Regions from separate parts of the Homo sapiens genome. Here all the other regions are linked to region 1. A link is a contact called in ENCODE Hi-C or POLR2A ChIA-PET data. All regions are on one chromosome and are shown on one strand. Each heading gives the region's core, a stretch centred on a gene start or an enhancer-like site at or near the end of the contact. The rest is flanking DNA. Distances are from core to core; before and after follow the strand shown. Region 1 holds the start of GSKIP (GSK3B interacting protein). Region 2 holds the start of HSP90AA1 (heat shock protein 90 alpha family class A member 1). Region 3 holds the start of TDP1 (tyrosyl-DNA phosphodiesterase 1).

What was found. A loop is a pair of places that touch in the nucleus more often than their neighbours do. ChIA-PET counts read pairs that join two places held with the same protein, here RNA polymerase II (POLR2A). Pooled maps may share reads with other maps.
Region 2: a loop to region 1 is called in a map of B cell, with 14 times the contacts of the local background. The contact joins the promoter of HSP90AA1 here to the promoter of GSKIP in region 1. A Hi-C loop is called at or near these places in 4 of 168 maps with a recorded cell type or tissue (B cell, CD4-positive, alpha-beta memory T cell, ascending aorta and 1 more) and 8 of 50 pooled maps.
Region 3: a loop to region 1 is called in a pooled map, with 26 times the contacts of the local background. The contact joins the promoter of TDP1 here to the promoter of GSKIP in region 1. A Hi-C loop is called at or near these places in 1 of 37 single-sample maps with no recorded cell type and 8 of 50 pooled maps. POLR2A ChIA-PET finds 5 or more read pairs at or near these places in 1 of 52 experiments (H1).

The regions. Positions count from the first base shown.
Region 1 is chr14:96,361,997-96,364,918 of GRCh38, reverse strand. GSKIP (GSK3B interacting protein) reads right to left here and starts at 1,393. Exons shown (of 4, transcript NM_016472.5): 1 at 1,351-1,393. It overlaps ATG2B (autophagy related 2B), which reads left to right and starts at 1,578. Exons shown (of 42, transcript NM_018036.7): 1 at 1,578-2,104. The coding sequence starts at 1,943. RefSeq lists a silencer at 1,121-1,470 and enhancers at 672-1,492, 1,413-1,707.
Region 2 is chr14:102,085,525-102,088,565 of GRCh38, reverse strand. HSP90AA1 (heat shock protein 90 alpha family class A member 1) reads left to right here and starts at 1,522. Exons shown (of 11, transcript NM_005348.4): 1 at 1,522-1,580; 2 at 2,188-2,349; 3 at 2,442-2,808. The coding sequence starts at 2,188. RefSeq lists silencers at 965-1,014, 1,075-1,604, 1,645-1,934.
Region 3 is chr14:89,954,156-89,957,218 of GRCh38, reverse strand. TDP1 (tyrosyl-DNA phosphodiesterase 1) reads right to left here and starts at 1,292. Exons shown (of 17, transcript NM_018319.4): 1 at 1,249-1,292; 2 at 419-641. It overlaps EFCAB11 (EF-hand calcium binding domain 11), which reads left to right and starts at 2,489. Exons shown (of 6, transcript NM_145231.4): 1 at 2,489-2,633. The coding sequence starts at 2,559. RefSeq lists a silencer at 965-1,194 and an enhancer at 2,260-2,760.

The sequences.
Region 1 (2,922 bases), core at 144-2,643:
AATTGCAGGCACTCTATGGATAGCGTCAATGCAATTATGCAGCCTCAAAGTCCTGGGCTCAAGCGATCCTTCCGCCTCAGCCTCCACAAGCAGGTACCACCATGCTTCCGTTTTAGAACATAAACTCCTTGAAGGTTCGGCCTGATTCTTGACACTGTTCACATGATCAACTGTGGTGACTTTCATTTAATGGACCTTAACAAATATTTCTGAATGAAGAGCAAGGGAATCTAAGTTACTGAGAATACTTGAGATGAGTCTACAAAGAATGAGGGAAATCAACAATCCAAGCAACTGCATACAAAGTACCCTGGTTCTAAAACGAAAAGGTGGTTGTGGAAAGGGGAACCAGATGTTTCTCCATCTACCAATATTTTGGGCTGTATTTCCAAGGCATTCATGAAAGTTGCCGAGACAGTAAACATTTCACTCCTTAAACTGGTCGTCTTAATTCACTGTGATTAAACAGCTGTATGTTTCAGGACTCTGTTCAGGTTCGTGCCCTACTCATATCATTTAATCTTCCCAACAAATCCATGCACATAAGATTTTAATCCGCTCACACTCGGCAAAGGAGGCAACGTGGGCTCGGGGAGGGCAGTGGCCGCTCAAAGTGGCTGGGCGGCTAATAGGTGTCAGTGCCGGGATTCTAACGAAGGACATCTGGCTTCTGGGCCATAGAACACCCGCACCCAGGCCTTTCGAGGTTGACTTAACTTAACAGCCGGCTCCGCCTCTGCAGGAGTTACCTCCCAAAAGGCAGAAATACGATTGCGCAGACTGCCAGAACAGCCCAAGTTCTTCACCCAGGTTCCGGCGGGGTCAGGAGCCTTTAGCATTTCTCAAGGAATGCAGTTTTGCCCACAGATGCTTCGAAAACCCAAGTTTCCTGATCGTTGCTATGACACACCCAGGATTAAGCGAGCGTATGCGAGAAGCGCTCTGCAAACCGCCAGGCAAACGGCAACGAAGAAGCTGCCTCAGAAACAATACCTGAATGAGGCGGGGGCCGAAGAACTTGCTGACAATGGGCACCGGTCAATGCTCGGGTGCGGGCGGGGATGCTCGAGAAGGGCTCCAGTCCTCCCAGCGGAGACGGCGGAGCCCCAAGTGTGCGTTTCCGGGGCGCCGAGGTCTGAGGGGAGCCGGGAGAGCCAGGCCGGCCAGACCGGCCCCCAGACCCCTCTTAACACGGGCGCGGGGCCCCTGCAGCCTGCCGCCCCTCTCGGCCCAGCCAGCTGCATGGCGTCGCGTCCCCATCCGGAAGGCCTGACGGCCCGCCGGCGCCCCGAGCCCCTAGCCCTTCTCGGGGGCCGCCCCTCGCCCGCAGCCACCCCGGCTGCCGCTCACCTGCGCGCCCGGCGTCCTCTTCTTCCTTCCTCCGGAGGCGACTGGAGCCGACCGGCGGTGCCGCCCCCTCCCTCCCCGCCTTCTTCCGCCCCGCCCCCTCGGAGCCGGAACTGCTCCAGCCCCCGCCCTTCTGCCCGCCTTCCGCGGCCCCAGTGTGGCGTCACTTCCGCCAGCGCCCGGCGGCGCGCCGGGAGTCTGGGTCTCGTGAACGCGCCAGGAGCGTCCCTACAGCCGGGAACGCGCCTCGCGGATGACAACAAATTCGTCGCGCGGCGGCAGTGGCGGTGGCTGCCTCAGCCCCTGCCGCCTCCTCTCGCGCTCTCTTGCACTCTCTCCGAGCCGGTTGGGACCCTCCTCGGAAGTCCCCTGGCCTGGGGCCAGGAGGACCCCTCTGCGTCTTGCCTCCGCCAGGCCCAGCGCGAGCGGTGCGGCGCCGGCGATGGGGTCTCCCTGAGGGACTCCCGGCACCAAATAGGGATGGAGGGGCCGCCCCAGGCTTAGGCCCCGCCGCGGCCTGGAGCCGGAGTCGCTACCCCGAGGCCGGAGCCGTCGCAACCCGCAGCCGCAGTCAGCCCAGCTGCCAGCAGTCACTATGCCTTGGCCGTTTTCGGAGTCCATCAAGAAGAGGGCCTGCCGGTACCTCCTGCAGAGGTACCTGGGCCACTTTCTGCAGGAGAAGCTGAGCCTGGAGCAGCTCAGCCTGGACCTGTACCAAGGCACCGGGTCCCTCGCCCAGGTCCCCTTGGACAAATGGGTAAGAGCTGCCGGCGGCGAGCCGGGCGGGGCTCGCTCCCCTCTTTAGGGCGCTTTGAACCAGTGCCATCCAAGATTGGTGACAGTCAGTCCCTCCTTGGGAATTGTTTGGACCCGAGTGTGACACGGCTCAGAGAAATGTGTTAGAGTGTTGTTTAATCTGTTTCTAACAAGTTTGCTCTCCTAAATCACGTGTTCCGGAAACTTTAACAGATGTAATGGAATCTACACTGTGGGAATAATTGAGTCAGTGCTTCGGGGGTCTGTGAAGCAGGCTCAATAGGTCCGTGGGAGGAGGTGACCAGAACTGTCCCTCGGGATGTGAGGGGCCGCAGGGTTTTGTGGCAAACAAACCCTGCCTTGTGGGATGACATTCTGGAAGGATTAAGGATGAAGAGGACCTTTGGATGTCAGAATCCCTAGTTATTTGTTTTGGGTTGGCTGCTTGCGCACCATGTTTGCCTTGTTTGTCATCGTGCAGCGTTTGCCATCTGGAAGAAAGTTAGGTGAAGGCCTCTTGTGCCGGTTTGCCTGCTTTTGCTTGATTATATGTTTACAAGATAGGTTTGTGTATCCAGCCTGTGAATGGTCGTCTGGCCCTAGTAGTGCTGTTGAGTTATGCCTCTTTGCTCCACGTGACAGATCGTAAAAGCAGGTGTTGCAAAAGCGCTGAAGTTGCAATTTTCAGACATTTTAAAACCTGCCTTCTACTTGTCATCTAGAGGCTGTGAATTCACTCATTGCTATACAGGTGCTTCATCTGAATTTCGACTCACCACATGCAGTCGTACCTGCATTTGTGTGTTCAATGCATAGCAT
Region 2 (3,041 bases), core at 273-2,772, 5.7 Mb before region 1:
GCCACGTGGCTGCTAGTTTCCTTCCACTTCCCCCGCTTTGTAATGCCAGGCAAGACGCTTTATGTTGATTTCACACGCTCTTAAGGGGGTCCCAGGCCGCAGTCTGAAAACCCCTGCTCCTGAGCAAGTTGCGTTTCCCTAAAGACCAGGAAGCGGAGGTAGTTCCATCGTTTCTTTACACGGCAAGGAGCTTTCAGATTATTCCGAGGGCCTGGCTATGAGTCTAGGCAGGAGGCGGCCCAATCATGGGAGGCGCCAGAGACAAAGAGGAAGAGGACATGGACTAGGCAGGGAAGCCAGGTCGAAGGAACCCCAATGCCTCCAAGGTTCCCACAGCTGGCCTTGGCCAAAATATCCGAAAATTCCCATGTAGAAACTGGCTTTTCCAGCCTGGGCAACATGGTGAAACCCCGACTCTACAAATAAATACAAAAACTAGACAGGTGTGGTGTCCGCGCCTGTGGTCCTCTGCCCACGCTCGTCCCAGCTACTGGGAAAGCTGAGGCGGGAGGATCACCTGAGCCCGGGAGGGTCGAGGCTGCAGTGAGCCGAGATTCCGCCGCGGCACCCCAGCCTGGGCGACAAAGCGAGAGCCTGTCCAAAAAAAAAAAAAAGAAAAAAAAAAAAAAAAAAACCTTTTAGGGCAAGTTAATCACCAAAGTGTTAGATACTTAATTTGGAGACCGCAAATCGGTCGGCAAAACGATGGGCTTTTCAAAATCATGCCGGGTGTAGCTGGGTAAGCATGAATTTGTTCACCAAGTCCCCGATTCCCAAGCTAAGGGACCCTTAAGTATGAAGCACATGGCTTTCGGGGAACCCAAAAGTAGGGAGCGCTCCCGAGCCAGCGGTGGGTCTGGAGAATCCCCGAGCGCGCAGGCCGCGGGACAGCCTCCCCAGTGCGCAGCAGCCTGAGGCTAACAGCCCCCAGAGGGCAGAGCCCCGCGATCCCGGCGCCGCTTGCGGCTGGATTCTTTGGCAGCGGGCGCGGCGCCAGTCAGGACGACGGCTCCGGAAGTCTCCCGGGCGCGTGAGACCCGGGCCGCTCTCCGTCCACGCACGACCCTCCCTCCAGGCGCGCCTCCCACCCCGGCCCCGCGTTCCGCTCAGCCCGGGTGACCAACTACACCTCACTTCAAAGGCCCCCACGCCCGGGCGTGCCCTCCGCCCGCCCGCGGCAGGTGGGGGTGCAGGGCGGAGGGCGCGGGCGGCCCCAGAAGGCGCCCGGACCTTCCCGAGAATTCCGGGCCGCGCAGGCGCATTGAGGCCGGCGCGGGGGCGTGCGAGAGGCGCGCGGCGGCGATTGAGGGAAGGTTGCCCGGGCCGGGCCACGAGCAGGGCCTGCGCGCGCCCGCAGGAAGGCGCGGGGGCGGGGTGCCGCGGCAACGGCGCATGCGTAGGCGCGCGGCCGCGGCGGCGGCTGGGGAGGGTTCTTCCGGAAGGTTCGGGAGGCTTCTGGAAAAAGCGCCGCGCGCTGGGCGGGCCCGTCGCTATATAAGGCAGGCGCGGGGGTGGCGCGTCAGTTGCTTCAGCGTCCCGGTGTGGCTGTGCCGTTGGTCCTGTGCGGTCACTTAGCCAAGGTGACGGGTGGTTGTGGGGGCCTGTGGAGGTGGACTGGGGACCGGGACTGGGGGCGGCTGGCGCGGGGCGGAGGCTGTGGGGGCCGGACCAGATCCCTGAAGCAGCCAGGGCCGCGCTCCCGGGCGGCCGCGCTTTCTATTCCGGAGGCCTCGGGACCGCTGCGGTTTCCGCACCCCGCTTCAGGAATGGGCCGGGCGGCCGCGGGCTCCCCGAGGCTCTGCAGCAGCGCCAGAGCTGGCGCCGCACGCGAACAGAGCGGCCCCGCCGCGGGGGTCCCCCGCCCGGCCCCGCTGGGGGCGCAGGCGGAGGAGGCCGCCGTGGCGGAGCCGCAGCCCGCGCGGGAGGGCACCCGGGGTGTTCGTTGGGGACCGCGGCGGGGGACTGGGCCCGGGCCTGCGGCGGCCTCCCGGAAGCGCGCACACGCTCGTGGTAGTTGCCGCGCTCCGAAATGAGGTCATCCTTTGTCAGCCGCCCTTCTATTTTCGGTTTACTTAAACTTCGCAAATCTCCAATTCGGCTTTAAAAATATTTGGAGAACGCGATGGAATTTCGTGTTGCCTCTGTAGACGTCCTGCAAGGTTTTAAACCGGCGCGGTGTCGTTCCAGATGCCTGAGGAAACCCAGACCCAAGACCAACCGATGGAGGAGGAGGAGGTTGAGACGTTCGCCTTTCAGGCAGAAATTGCCCAGTTGATGTCATTGATCATCAATACTTTCTACTCGAACAAAGAGATCTTTCTGAGAGAGCTCATTTCAAATTCATCAGATGTAAGTCACTTATTAACCCAGAATCGGATTTTGGTTTCAGTGTGAACTTCTTGGGGGTGCTGTATGCTTAAATTAATATTTTTTGTTAACAGGCATTGGACAAAATCCGGTATGAAAGCTTGACAGATCCCAGTAAATTAGACTCTGGGAAAGAGCTGCATATTAACCTTATACCGAACAAACAAGATCGAACTCTCACTATTGTGGATACTGGAATTGGAATGACCAAGGCTGACTTGATCAATAACCTTGGTACTATCGCCAAGTCTGGGACCAAAGCGTTCATGGAAGCTTTGCAGGCTGGTGCAGATATCTCTATGATTGGCCAGTTCGGTGTTGGTTTTTATTCTGCTTATTTGGTTGCTGAGAAAGTAACTGTGATCACCAAACATAACGATGATGAGCAGTACGCTTGGGAGTCCTCAGCAGGGGGATCATTCACAGTGAGGACAGACACAGGTAGGCACCTGAACATTCACTGGTTAAGTGAGCGGTGGAAGGGTGGGGTGCTGCAACCCTTGGACCCCTGGGGATGCGGTGAAGCTTACAGAATTTGTGTTTGCCCAACGATCAGGAACAAGCTAGAGCACTTAATTAGTGTAATGGCATGACTTGGTGGGCGGTTCTTTTGGGCGAGGCACCTTGCCCAAAAGGTTCTGCTGTGGTGGCCTTTGCATCTGTAGTAACGGCAA
Region 3 (3,063 bases), core at 43-2,542, 6.4 Mb after region 1:
ATTCATTACATTTTATAAGTATGAGACAGAAAAATAGGGGTGACCTTTGGAATATACTTAAAAAGTAACATATAAATGAGACCCAGAGGGCCAAAAGGAACCTGCTGTCTAAATGATGGGGTGAAGAGCATTCCCAAGTAGAGGGAACCCAGCCGGCAGAGGTGGGAAAGAGGTCATAAGAAAGGACTTAGGCAAGGCAGGCAGTGGTCCGAAGCGGGTGAGGGGAGAAGACTTGTTAAAGAAATTGGATTTTATGCAATGATCAATGGGACCCCACTGAGGGCTTTAAGAAGGGGAGTCCGATTTACATTTATTTTTTTGAGACAGAGTCTCGCTCTGCCGCTCAGGCTGGAGCGCAATGGCGCAATCTCGGCTCACTCCAACCTCTCTGCCTCCCAGGTTCAAGCAATTCTCCTACCTTAGCCTCCCGAGGAGCTAGGATTACAGGCATCCACCATCACGCTCGGCTAATTTTTCTATTTTTGTAGAGACGGGGTTTCACCATGTTGCCCGGGCTGATCTCAAACTCCTAACCTCAAGTGATTCAGCCGCCTCGGCCTCCCAAAGTGCTAGGATGACAGGCGTGAGTCACCGCGCCCGGCCTTCGATTTGCCTTTTTAATACAGCTGTGTGCTCCAACTCTGCGGAGAATGGGTTGAAGACAAAGGAAGTGAGAGGGCTCTTGCTGAAGGCGTTGGGGACGGAGCAGATTCAGAACGTGAGGAAGTGACGGCAGCAGCTGCTAACCTTACTGCGTGCTCATTTGGGGCCGGCCAGGCACGATTCGAAGCGCCTCACCAAGTGTAAACTCGCTTCACCCTCAGGACAACTCTATACTACGTACCGTGACCGTCCTCCTATACTGGGAAACCGAGCACAGAAAGCTTAAGCGCCTGGCACGTGGTGGGCGCTTTCCTACTCACTTTCTGGGACCACGCACCTGTAAGCTTAGGTCTGGGAATAAAAACCCGAGCAGGGGCCCCTAGCGCCGCGCCCCGGCAGGACACAGGTCTCCGCAGCGCCCGTGCGCGCCCCCTGAGGCGCTGTGATCGGAGGAAACCGAGGCCCCGGGGCCGAGGCGACCCTGCCCCATCTTCCCGGCCGCGCCGCTTCCTCGCGGTCCGCCTCCAGCCCTGCCGGACCCCAGCAGCCCGCGCACCGCGACTCGGCCAGGAGCAGGATCCCGGGCCCGACCGCAGCCCGCGAGAGACCGCACCGAGTCCGCGCCCACTGCCGCCCAACACGTACCTGAGGCGCACAGAACCAACGCTTGCCTCGGATCCCGCCCCTTCGGCGGCCGCCGCGCATGCGCGCAGTTCAAACCCTGGCGGCAGCGGCTTGTGCCTCGAGGCCCGGCCCCTTCCCCTTCCGGAGAGCCCACCGCTGGGTCCTAAAGCCCGCCGGGTGTTTACCCAGGACGGGGCTGGGGAAACCTGGTCTCTCCTAGCTCTTGGCTTACTTCCTGGAGACTTCTTAAAACGAGAGGAGAACCAGAAAGGCGTCCCCTAACTTCGCTCTAGTTAACTAATAGCAAGACTCACCCTCTTTACAGGATTCTCATGGCTCAGGCTCCCAGGGCTCCATGCAGCGGCGTTTGGTTTAAAGTGGAGAGAGGATACGCTTAGGTTAAAGGCAGCTGCAAGGAGACCTGTGTCCTGGGAGGGGCTGGGTGCAGACTTTGAAATCTGCTGCAAAATAAAAAGTTAAATGAGTTCCCATTGGACTCAGAACCTCGAATGTCTGTTCCTTCTTCGCAACAGTTGCGTTCTCGTAAAATCTTCTGAGAAAAGGAACTCGCCCCACGTTCCTTGCCTTTAATAAGGATGTTTGCTGTGGGATTTGGGCTCGGTGCTGTTTATGGTATTTATTCTTGGAATCTCTTTCACACTAGGCATCTCTTCCAGAGGACTGAGTGAAATACATCTGTGTAAATATAACGGCTCGTTTCGTTCTTTCATTGAAGATCTACTTTGTGCCAGGCACAGTGCTAGGTGCTGGGATTATCTTGAGGACATAACAGATGTAGTAGCTGCCCTAGGAGCTCGATCCCAATGACTTGCTGATCTGAACGAGAATCCTGGACTTGGCTCTTTTCGTTTGGTTCTTCTTGTTTGTTCACAGTCTTTTTGTCTCCTATAACGTTTAGCATAGTGTCATAGATCTAAATGATTAAAAGTAACCTATTGCAAGATGGAGGGAGAGAATGAAATAAATCATGAACCAGGCATTGAACCAGCACCTAGAAGCGCTTGGATTTCCAGCCGCGCTCAACGAGTTAAGGGACAGTCAGGGGGTGGAGCCAAGTGCTGGGGGCAGGCCTGGGCGCCTCACTGCCAGGGCGGCTCCAAGGAAACGTAATTAAACAAAGACTCTGGCCAATAGCCCTGCGGGATTAACGCGAGTGGCTGGCAGGTTGTCCAATGGGAGGAGACGTCGGAGTTGCGCGGTGAAGTTCGGCTTCCTGAGCCGCGGTGGGCGTGGCCGCGGTAGGCTGCCAGCCAGGCTGGGAAAGCGGTGGTAGCTGGTTGGGTTGCTGGGGCTCGGTTGTTGTAGTCGCGATGTTCTTCTCCGAGGCCAGAGCCAGGTCGCGGACGTGGGAAGCCAGTCCCTCGGAACACAGGAAGTGGGTGGAAGTAGGTTTCCGGAGGGCGACTGAGCCTCGGACTTCAGCTTGGCCTGGGCCTCTCGCTTCCTCTCCCGTGTCTGGGTCTCACTCTGCCGGGTGTGCAGATAAGACCTGGGCTGCCTGTCCAAAGGGTCGTGGTTAATGACTGATCCTGGAGCTGCAGGGCTCCTGGCTCCCCGTCCAGGACTACGGCTACCTCCAAGTTCCATCTCCTTTCTCTCTATATAGTCTATTAATGGTAACCTTGAGTCTGCATCTCTCCCGCCTTTCAAAGCCAGCCCCTTTGCCTCACCTTCCTAACTCCAGGACTGAATTTTGGGTAGAATTTATCTCAGTGGCCTAAATGAATTAATTTGCGTCACCTAGCGGTTAACTCGTTTGCACTTTGAGGGAAATTTCAGCCCATGTTTAAGAAAATTTCAGTCCATCTTTAAGAT